2 separate regions of the Homo sapiens genome follow, and region 2 is linked to region 1. The links are chromatin contacts, found by Hi-C or POLR2A ChIA-PET in ENCODE. All regions are on one chromosome and are shown on one strand. The core of a region is the stretch at or near the end of the contact, and the rest is flanking DNA. Distances in the headings are between cores, read along the strand shown.

Evidence for each region. A loop is a pair of places that touch in the nucleus more often than their neighbours do. ChIA-PET counts read pairs that join two places held with the same protein, here RNA polymerase II (POLR2A). Pooled maps may share reads with other maps.
Region 2: a loop to region 1 is called in a map of naive thymus-derived CD4-positive, alpha-beta T cell, with 2.0 times the contacts of the local background. The contact joins two enhancer-like sites. A Hi-C loop is called at or near these places in 1 of 168 maps with a recorded cell type or tissue (naive thymus-derived CD4-positive, alpha-beta T cell) and 3 of 50 pooled maps. POLR2A ChIA-PET finds 5 or more read pairs at or near these places in 1 of 52 experiments (CD4-positive, alpha-beta T cell).

What each region holds. Positions count from the first base shown.
Region 1 is chr3:56,590,199-56,595,655 of GRCh38, forward strand. It overlaps CCDC66 (coiled-coil domain containing 66), which reads left to right. Exons shown (of 18, transcript NM_001141947.3): 8 at 2,772-2,903; 9 at 3,293-3,543; 10 at 3,746-3,830. Among named protein-coding and RNA genes, the nearest start is that of CCDC66, 36 kb to the left of the region's middle. Within about 2 kb of position 3,458, at least 2 of the 41 ENCODE cell types and tissues checked have a DNase peak (open chromatin) inside an H3K27ac peak, as active enhancers do; they include CD4-positive, alpha-beta T cell, where a contact is called at or near this core.
Region 2 is chr3:56,920,969-56,926,425 of GRCh38, forward strand. It overlaps a transcript of ARHGEF3 not described here. Among named protein-coding and RNA genes, the nearest start is that of ARHGEF3-AS1, 16 kb to the right of the region's middle. Within about 2 kb of position 3,028, at least 24 of the 41 ENCODE cell types and tissues checked have a DNase peak (open chromatin) inside an H3K27ac peak, as active enhancers do; they include CD4-positive, alpha-beta T cell, where a contact is called at or near this core.

The DNA.
Region 1 (5,457 bases), core at 2,208-4,707:
ACTGAGTGTTCTTTCCCAAAGCTGCATTTTTATAAGACTGCTTTAAGGGGAGAATTACATGAAATGGAAACAGGCATCTGTAGTGGACCATTTGAAAAGCCCTTTATTTTCAGTTGTGACTTAACCAGCTGCCATTTGTACAGCATTTGAATCAGGAGTGAGACTAAGATTTCCTAACAGAATAATTTGAAGACTGAAAGAATTACATTAGGACTCTGTAACATCAGGAACTATTTTAGGGGAAGGTTGTAGTGGGTTTCCTATGAGTTTTCACACAAGGCTGTCATGTGAGAATAGGCCATGTGCAGTGGCTCTTTGGGAGATCAAGGCGGGTGGATTTCTTGAGCCCAGGAGTTCAAGGCCATCCTGGGCAACAACATGATAAAATCCTGTCTCTACAAAAAAATAAAAATAGCCGGGTGTGGTGGTGTGCATCTGTAGTCCCAGCTACTTGGGAATCTGAGGCAGGAGGATCACTTGAGCATGGGAGGTTGAGGCAGCAGTGAGCCGTGATTGTGCACTCCAGCCTGGGTGACAGTGAGACCCTGCCTAAAAAAAAAAAATAAAAACACAAAAGAGAATAGGCTCCAAACACGTTTAGGAAACCAGTTTTTATGTAGGGGAAGTCTCAGGTCAATAATAGGGAGATAGAGTGAAAAAGTCAGTTAGCCTGGGAAAAGAGGCTTCTTTCTTTAACTGTATGGAGGATTTAGTGAGAGGGAATGCTAGAAGAAGGTCAAAACAATTGTTACAGTGTGTCTTGTGTTATACACAAATATGCCTTACTCACCTTCAACTAAATGCATGCAGTAAACCAAAAGGAATGCAGTTCTACCTACTACCTCTCCCCATCTCCCACCCCCATGTTTTTCATTCTTCTAACTGAATGCACATTGGGAGAGACTTGTGAAAAAGAATGTAAGAATAATGTAAAGCCTTTCCCAGTCAACGACAGAAATGAAATGCAGTTAAGTGGTAGTAGCTTTGTAAGACATCCTTGAGTAAGAAATTAAAGACTCAACTGAGAGATCTAATTGTTCAGTTATCTTAGGGTTATGAATATAGATAAAACATTTTGAGTGTTTAAGGAATTTTTAAGGGTAATTTTAACTTTTGTCTAATCCCTGAATAATTTGCAATGCCACTACACTAAAATATGGAATCAGATCTGGTTACATCAAACTTAAACAAATATACAGCATCCACTCTTTTAGCTTCCCTGGGTCACACTGCAAGAAGAAAAACGGTCTTGGGCAACAGATGAAATAAACTAACACTGTGATAGCTGATAAACTTAAAAAAAATTGCAAAACACTTTCATAATGTTTTAAGGAAGTTTACAAATTTGTGTTGGGCCACATTCAAAGCTGTCTTGGGCCACAGGTTGGACAATGCTCGTTTTTCTTTTCCCATTTTGACCTCTAAAACATTTCTTGAGGTATAAAAATTGTTAAATCTTTTACCTAAAGATAATGTTCCTTTTGAAGTGATTGTTTTAGACTTAAATAAGTTGGATGGTTTTTAATCTGGTTAGAATGTAGGAGGACCTGAGATAGAAGGATCTTTACTTTTTGTATAAATATTTCTTCTGATCAAAACAGTGAGTTGTAAACTATGAGCTTTGTGATCTTTTCTGGTAAAAACAAGGGAAGAAAGTAACATTGTGAGGTATATCGTCATTGTAGGATTCTGTCAAACAGTTTTTCTTAATTATGTCTTGTAGTTATTTCATGTAATGAAATGTTTTGTTGTTTGCCTGTTGCATTTCAGAAGAATTTGAGTAGAATATATTTTTTTCCTTTTTTAAAAGAGTATCCTAAACTCATCAATTAAAGTGGCAGCAAACTTTTATGCTACTGTTTTCATTTTTTACTTTTTCCTTAAGATTCAAAGACTCGTTCTGGACACAGTATATTTTTGTTATTGAAACATCATAGGCTGTGATAGAGCTGTAGTAGCAGAAACCTAGAAGACAGAGGTTCTCCTAGAGAGAGACATGATTCAATAGGGAAAGTCTCTTGCTCTCACACATCTTTCTATATTCTCCTTGTTCTTGGTCCAAAGACAATATTCCAAATGTTGTATTCCAAAGCCAAATGTAAAACAATATTCATCTGTTTTAAATTAATAACTCTTTCAGCCTCTAAAAGAGACTTAGAATTTTGAAAAACAATATTTTTGAGACAGGGTCTCACTCTGTTGCCCATGCTGGAGTGCAGTGGCATGATTTCAGCTCACTACAACCTCCACCTCCCGGGTTCAAGTGATTTGTGTCTCAGCCTCTCAAGTAGCTGGGATTACAGACATGCACCACCACAGCTGGCTAATTTTTTTTTTTTTTTTCAGTAGAGATGAGATTTTGCCATGTTGGCCAGGGGCTGGCCTTGAACTCCTGGGCTCAAGTGATCTGCCCATGTCAGCCTCCCAACATGCTGGGATTATAGTCATGAGCTGCTGCATCCAGCTGAATTTTGAAAGTCTTTTAATTGTTTTGGAGAAAGAATTTTCTGTTTTTCATTAGAAAATTCCCTTCCCTTACACTTAGATATCTTATTATATATCTCTGATCTAGTATATTTAAAATATGATTCTGAGAATCAGAATATATCTACTTAATTCTTTGAATTCAAATTCGTTTGAAGTTATTGCTCCTCTTACAGATAAATGCCTCAGTGGATTAAATCTGTATGTTACTTTGGCAAGATTTGCACATATTAAGTGATTAGAAAAAGAGAACTGAACTTTAGATGGCTTTTATGGCTGTTGTTTAGGAAACAGTACTGCTGGAGCACCCTTTCAGTGCTGTGAAACAAGAACTGCAAAGAAAATGGATTGAAGAGTTGAATAAGCAAATAGAAGATGACCGTCAAAGAAAAATAGAGGAAAAAATTATATATTCAAAGGTAACTTATGAGGTTTTGTGGCTATAAAAGAAAAAATAAAATCAAAGTCTTTAATCAATTAAAACTAGAAGTATTCTGAAACTCTTGACAAGACCAGAATATTCCATTTATTCCACATTTGCCCATGTGAACCTGTTTCATTGAATGCATTATGTGATGTTGCATAGCTTCTTACAACTTTTTAGAAATTTCCTAATTCTTTGAATTTCTCAAATTTTCAAAGCTAGTGATCTATATGTATAAGGACTCTAAACAGTACAGTCTTGTTAATTTTTATGATGCTTATTCTGCTCTAAGGTGACTTTTAGAAATCATCTTTGGTTGTCATTTAGAATTATATATGAGAATAATTGGAAAAATTCTTAGCAATTCTTATTTGTCATCATTAGGGTGAGGAACATGACAGATGGGCAATGCACTTTGATTCATTAAAGAGTTATCCTGGTTCTCAATCTCAGCTGTTCTCTCAGTCAACACACAAACAACCTGAGTACTTCTGTGTCTCTCCTGACACTCAGGAGCTGGCTGATGTCAGCAGTGTTTGTACACCTACAACCGGAAGCCAGGTTGAACCTTCAGAGGAGGAGCATATAGCAAAACCTATTAAGGATGTGGTTATGGCAAACAGTAAGAAAACAAAGTAAGTTCATGCTTATGTATTTATTGACTTTTCAGAAAGTCTGTGTGCTTTAGTAAGACTGTTGTTATGTCTAATTGGTTTCAGGTTTGGTATTTGTCTTTGAAATAGAAATAATTAGTAGATTTATCCCAAACAAAAATGATTTAGCTTGTTGAATCTACCTTTTTGAGGTTTTGAATAGCTAATGTATGTATCTTGCCAGCTTTCTCCGTTCTATGACTGCTCTCTTGGACCCAGCTCAGATTGAGGAACGAGACAGACGACGACAAAAACAATTAGAGCATCAGGTATTGCATTGTTAAACATTGTTCTTTACCTTAATAAGTAACAGTCATGGTGAACATATACCTAAGTAAATGGAAATTTAAATTCTGATGTAAACTTTACAGCATAGGTCCTGTCCAGTTGTGTCACGAATCCAATCCCTACCACAACTGGCATTGTAATATTAGAATTAGCTTATCAAATGCTACAGCCACCTGCCTTCCAGTACAGAAGGTCTTTAATATATTAAGTTGTATATGTGAATTTGTGTTGTCTTAGGTTAGTACTGGTTTTTTTTTTTTTCATCAATTTATTTCTCCTGAGTTCTGTTTAAGATGAGAATTCATTCTTTGAATAGGGATTGAACTAGAATTATGACTAAGAAATCTAATGCATAATGGCCGGGCACGGTGGCTCACGCCTGTAATCCCAGCACTTTGGGAGGCTGAGTGGGCAGATCACGAGGTCAGGAGATCAAGACCATCCTGTGAATGGTGAAACCCCGTCTCTACTAAAAATACAAAAAATTAGCTGGGCGTGGTGGCAGGCGCCTGTAGTCCCCAGCTACTCGGGAGGCTGAGGTGGGAGAATGGCATGAACCTGGGAGGCAGAGCTTGCAGTGAGCTGAGATTGTGCTACTGCACTCCAGCCTGGGCGACAGAGTGAGACTCCATCTCAAAAAAAAAAAAGAAATCTAATGCATAATATAAGAAAGGAGGCTAAAATTAAAATTAAAACTTCCTGTCCTGATTTTAGCCTAATGCTAAAGGGACTTTAATATCTGCATAATTCTTCAAATCCTTTGATATATGAATTTGGCATCATTAATGTTATGCTTAGTCAGTGAGCAGACATTTGCAGAGCATCTGCTACTTAACAGGCACTATGCTAAGCACTGAGATTATTTCTTCAGTTTTTTTTAATACCATTTCCTCCAGTAGCCCTCCTAGGGTTGAAGAAAAGGCATGTAGAACTTGACAGTACAAATGGGAGATGGGAGAAATGCATTGGAAATTTGACATTTCCACTTCACTTATATAAATAATACTTTCAGTATGCTGATAAAAACTTATTTCTACAGTCACCAAACTAATGCTTCATGGATTTTAAAAATTGATATATAATGTTTTATATATTTATAGGATACATATGATATTTTGTTATATATGTAGAATGCGTAATGATTCAGCCAGAGTATTCTGGTATCTATCACCTTGAGTATTTATCATTTCTGTGTTGGGAACATTTCAAGTTTACTAGCCAATTTGAAATATATAATACATTGTTGCTGACCATAGTCACCTTACTATTGCTATCAAACATTAGAACTTATTCCTTTCATCTAACCATATGTTTGTACCCATTAACCTACCTCTCTTGATCACTACCACCCTCACACACACCCTTCCCAGCCTTTGATACCTATCATTCCATTCTTTAGCTCGTTGAGACCTACTTTTTTAGCTCCCACATATGAGTGGGAACATGTGATGTTTATCTTTATATACCTGGCTTATTTCACTTAACATAATGACGTCCAGTCCCATCTGTGTTGCTGTAAATGACAAGATTCTATTCTTTCTTTATGGCCAAATAGTATCCCATTGTGTATATACCACATTTTGTTTATCTATTTGTTCATCAATGGAC
Region 2 (5,457 bases), core at 1,778-4,277, 330 kb after region 1:
GATGTGAACCTGGGAGGCGGAGCTTGCAGTGAGCCGAGATTGCACCACTGCACTCCAGCCTGGGTGACAGAGCGAGACTCCATCTCAAAAAAAAAAAAAAAAAAAAAAACTCATGGGCCAGTGCAGTGGCTCACACCTGTAATCCCAGTGGTTAGGGAGGCAGAGACATGAGGATGGCTTGAGCCCGGGAGTTCAAGACCTGCCTGGACAACATGGTGAGACCCTATTCTCCATAAAAAGAAAAAAAAAAAGACCAAAAAAAAAAAGGTTGGAAAAAATCTCAAATGGGATGGTAGCCGTGACCAAATTAAAATAATATATTGCACACTGGCTTACCCAAGGTTCCAACATCATAAGATTATTAGTTCTCAGATCTTAGGTTTCTAAGACTGTTGTCAAATTTAGGTAAGACTAAGGAAAAACAAAAATTCAAAAACAAATTCAGGTAACACTAAGGAAAAACAAAATTTGGGTGTTACTAGGTTATCAGGGAGGCATAAAGCACAGCAAGCCAGTGAGAAATAAAAAGAATATCAAATTAGAGCCTGAGAGTTGCTCACAGTCATGCACTTTTATTGAATGTCTTTATCTACTCCTCAAAGCTGGAAGGGTGGTTAATCCAAGTAAAACCTGAACAATTCCTCTGCCTGCTTCACCATGAACTCTAGACAAATGGAGCAGCGGTGTCCAGACACTTTCCCAGGCCAAGGCCTATTGGACTCAAGGTGGTTCAACTCAAGAGACTGTGAACATTTGAAAATGTTGATGCTCTTGGAGAGCCCTGCTTAGTATCCCAGCTCAACAAGATTATAAAATGATGAGAAGAATGTGGGAGCAGACCTGGCTGCTCAAGGTCAAGAATGAATAAATAGAAAAGTCTTCATCTATGGTTTCAACACAGGAACTAAAAATAAATGATGCTGGAACATGGAAGTCTCAACGATTGCTAGTCATGGCTAATCTTGAGTGCTTATCTTACTGGTTTTGTTACAAGCAATCGCCTGAGCTCTGTCTTTATTCTCTCTAAACAAATCTGAACTTTTATAACCAGATTCCTCACATTATTTTGGCAACTGATACATGGGCAGCTATTTTTAAAAGTGAATGCAAAAAAAAAAAAGGAAAGCTGATGTATGCTGTGAAGCAGCCACCGGCCTGGCCGCTGCGGTTCTGCCTCCTTGACTAACACAAGAAGCAAGGGCCACCTGAAGAATTTCTGCATGAAGCACACAGGGGCCGCTTGCAAATAAGCTCATCCAGTTTATTTCTTAGAAACATAAACACCCTGGGTGCAGCTTTTTCAAGAAACTGTCAAGTCTCCTTCCTTACACTGTCAGTTAAAAGTGAAACTCCTGTCTGTGGGTTACTGACCTCTGCACAATTTTTAGGAAGAAAAAAAAGTTTAAAAACTGATTAGCTGATATCTATCAGCCAAAGGGCTTCCTTACTTGGAAATGAGACTTACTATTTGGCATTGCACTGTCAAAGTTGGTTGGAAGTGGAAAATCTGAATATGGGGGTGGGAGGGAGGGGTATTTCTGACACTTACATGAATACTCAGGAGGATTTTTAAAAGTAATCTGCCTAGATCAAAAAACAATGCTTGACACACCGAATTTCCAAGTTAAAAATATATAACAAAAGCAAGAATCATTCTTATTAAAAAGTTTCTCACCATTATTTTGACTTCAGATAACTCTTTAGGGATAATTTCTGGGAAAAACCATCTGGCTGGAATAGTTAACAATAAATTAATATTTGGGCTCTGTGATTTTTGGCTCTGCCATTTACTAGTTGAATGACCTGGTAAGTCACTCTTAATTTCCTTGATCTTTAGTTTCCTTATCTGTAAAACAGGAATGACTCCTTTATCCCTAGCAGGTTGCAGGGAGGATGGTAGGATACTAACTGACATATGTATTTAAAAGCAGAACAGCCTGGGTGCAGTGGCTCACGCCTGTAATCCCAACACTTTGGGAAGCGTAGGCGGAAGGATCAGCTGAGGTCAGGAGTTCAAGACCAGCTTGGCCAAAATGGCAAAACCCCATCTCTACTAAATATATATATATATATATATATATATATATATATATATATATATATATATAAATTAGTTGGGCATGGTGGCGTGTGCCTATAATACCAGCTACTCGGGAAGCTGGGACAGGAGAATCACTTGAACCCAGGAGGCAGAGGTTGCAGTGAGCCAAGATCGTGCCACTCCAGCCTGGGCAACAGAGCAAGACTCCGTCTCAAAAAAAGAAGCAGAACAATGGATGATGGGAACTTTGGGCCATCATACTATTGTTTCTATTTTTGTATAGGTTTTAATTTTTCCATAATAAAATATTTTTTAAAAGACAAAGGCACAGTAATAATTTATTTTTTTTCAAACAGAAGAGGAAATTTTTTGGTGTAACGATGGAAACTGGTTCAAATTTTCCTCCTAGCAAATTGAAAAGCAGTACCAAATCTGAAATCCAGAGTTTGATTTTTCTATCCTGATTTGACTGTCAACTGGGCATCTAAGAAAAAGGTAATAGAAACTAGCAGTTTCCCATTTCCCTTCTTCCTTCCAATAGAGAAAAAAAATGAGAGCATAGTTAAAACTTAAGTCATATTTATTTTTTTAATCTTACAATGCTGACTTCCCTGAAATCCCTGTATCCATCTAGAAAGTTCAAGACTTTTATGAAAATACCCCCAAGAAACCAAGAGATTTAAAAGCATGTGTGTCCCATGACTCAGAGTGTTCATTCTGCCTAAACACCAGTGAAAGTGGTTTTTTGTTTTGTTATGTTTTGGGTGTGTTCATGTGTACATGAAGAATTGGTATTGCCACTTTTTCTCCCTTAATTCAGAATCAGAAAGGAATCACCAAAACACTGGAAAATAGCAAACCAAATGAGACAGGTGGAAAGGGCTTCCAACTCTCACCCAAGGTAACTGGTCCTGGTTGGAAGCTCAGCACCTCCTCCCAGTTAGGGCTCTGCCCTGGAGGCTGTCCCTTTAAGTCAGACTTCCTGGTAAGGCTGAGAGATTTCCGCATGCAGCTTCCTGGAGACCGTATAAGATAAACAATAAACTTTGCAACAAAATCATGGACAATAAGCCCCACGTGGCTGTAACAAGAAGCAATTATAAGCATTGACAATGGCTAGGGCATTTCCAACAGGAATGCAAGTCTGTGATAAACAGGGGAGAAACATGCTACCCCACACCTGCACAAACTAAATGATGTGTAAAAAATAGTTCCTAGCCTCTCATCACATTGAGAACTAGTTGCTTCCAAATTCAGCACTCTTTTTAAAAAAATCATTGTCTAAGAGGAAAGCAGTCAGGCCTTTCTTAAAGCACCACTGCCTATTAGATGAAAGCTGCTGAGGCCCAGCGACACTACGTGTTCCTTACTCCATGAGTCTCTGTGTTACAGGAAAGGGGTCCTGATCCAGACCCCAAGATAGGGTTCTGGGATCTCATGCAAGAAAGAATTCAGGGCAAGTCCAGAGAGTAAAGTGAAAGCAAGTTTATTAGGAAAGTAAAGGAATAAAAGAATGGCTACTCCATAGACGGTTGCCCATTTTTACAGTTATTTCTTGATTATATGTTAAACAAGAGGTGGATGATTCATGCCTCCCCTTTATAGAACATATAGGGTAACTTCCTGACGTTGCCAAGGCGTTTGTAAACTGTCATGGCACTGGTGGGAGTGTAGCAGTGAGAATGACCAGAGGTCACTCTCGTTGCCATCTTGGTTTTGGTGGGATTTAGCCAGATTCTTTACTGCAACCTGTTTTATCAGCAAGGTCTTTATGACCTGTATCTTGTGCTGACCTCCTATCTCATCTTGTGACTTAGAATGCCTTAACTGTCTGGGAATGCAGCCCAGTAGGTCTCAGCCTCATGCTACCCAGCTCCTATTCAAGATGGAGTTGCTCTTGTTCACATGCCTCTGACATAAGGGTCACCCTTTGAGTCTCCTGCAGCTGAACCCCCTACCTGGCTAGCTTTGGGGAATTCCCCAACTCAGGAACCAGAGCCCACATTCTACCAGAGGAGATGAGAGTGCCATACACTTGCTTCCCAGCCTCCCTTGCAGCCACAGCATGAGAACATGAGCAGGCTCAGCCAATCATGTGCTGGGATGCAAAGCGGCAGGGCCGCTGCAGACCCCATTCTGCGAGGGTGGTGGCAGCTTGCAGAGGCAGAGTAAGGGTAGACTGGGTAGCCACAGCCTACAACCAGCATTGGTGGTGCAAGCCATGGCGTCTACACCTACCCAGCAGTGGTAGCAATAGTGTCTTTACAATAACTGTTTGGTGGTATAATTTGGAGTTGTCCCTGTTTCCCTGGTCCTTCCGAAATTCTCTGAGCTACCCTAGACACTGTAATAAATTCATTTTCTGCTTAACTCAGCTGTGTCATCACTCAAGTTCAGCTCACAGGAGGCTTCCCTGACCAGGCTGTCTATAGGACCATGCCTTATACCCCACCATCGTTATTCTCTATCATGATACCCTACTGATTTCCTTCCCACTACTTATCACATCCTGTAACCAATCCACTTCATTATTAACAACAATACGAACCACCATTGACTGGGGGCTTGCTATGTGTCAGATGGTAGGCTAAGCTAATTTAATTCTATGACCACCCTATGAGATAAGTACTTTTATTATCCCTAGTTTATAGATGAGGAAAGAGGCTCAGAAGGGTTAAAAAAAGTTGTCCAATGTGCCAAGCTTGGCAGTAATGGAATAAGGACTGGAGTCTAGGCCTGCAGCACAGGTTCTTACCACAATACTCATTCAGGCAGTGACTGAATACACACTGGCCACAGTGCAGGCACCAAAGCCACAGGACAGCCTGGCTCTCATGGAGCCTGGAGGCTGGTGGTCCAATCTCCCACCTGGTATTCTACCCATCACCCAAAAACCCTTCTTGGGGAAGAAATGCAGACTGACATGTGTAAAGATGAGACCAGCTTCCTTTGTTCAACAGAAATGTGCCCAGCTCTGTGTTCAAAGCATCAGGCATGCAAAAATACCTCAGAAGCTCACAGGCCAGAGGAGACGCAGACCTGTACACAATGCTCACTGCTCAACCTGCTGGTTCCCACAGCCTCGAAGCACTAGGCTGCAGAGGAAGAAGCCAGGGACCATTCTCAGGGTCTCCCCAATGACAGTGCCATTCCAGCTGGTTGTCAGTGATGTATAGGAGTTGCCAGGCTGAGGAGAGGGGGGTCAGCGCAAAGGTGAGAAGTGGGAACAGCAAAGTTCATTCAGGAGGCGAGGAGACAGTCAAGGGGTCTATGGAAGGGACAGGATGCGAAGGCCAGGGATGAGATGCTTGGAGCCAAGGAAGGAGTTCCAACTCCACCCTGCAGGAAATGGGGAACCAGGGCAAGTTTCTCAGCCAGAACAGCTGCATGACCAGATAGAAATTCTTTTTGTCAAG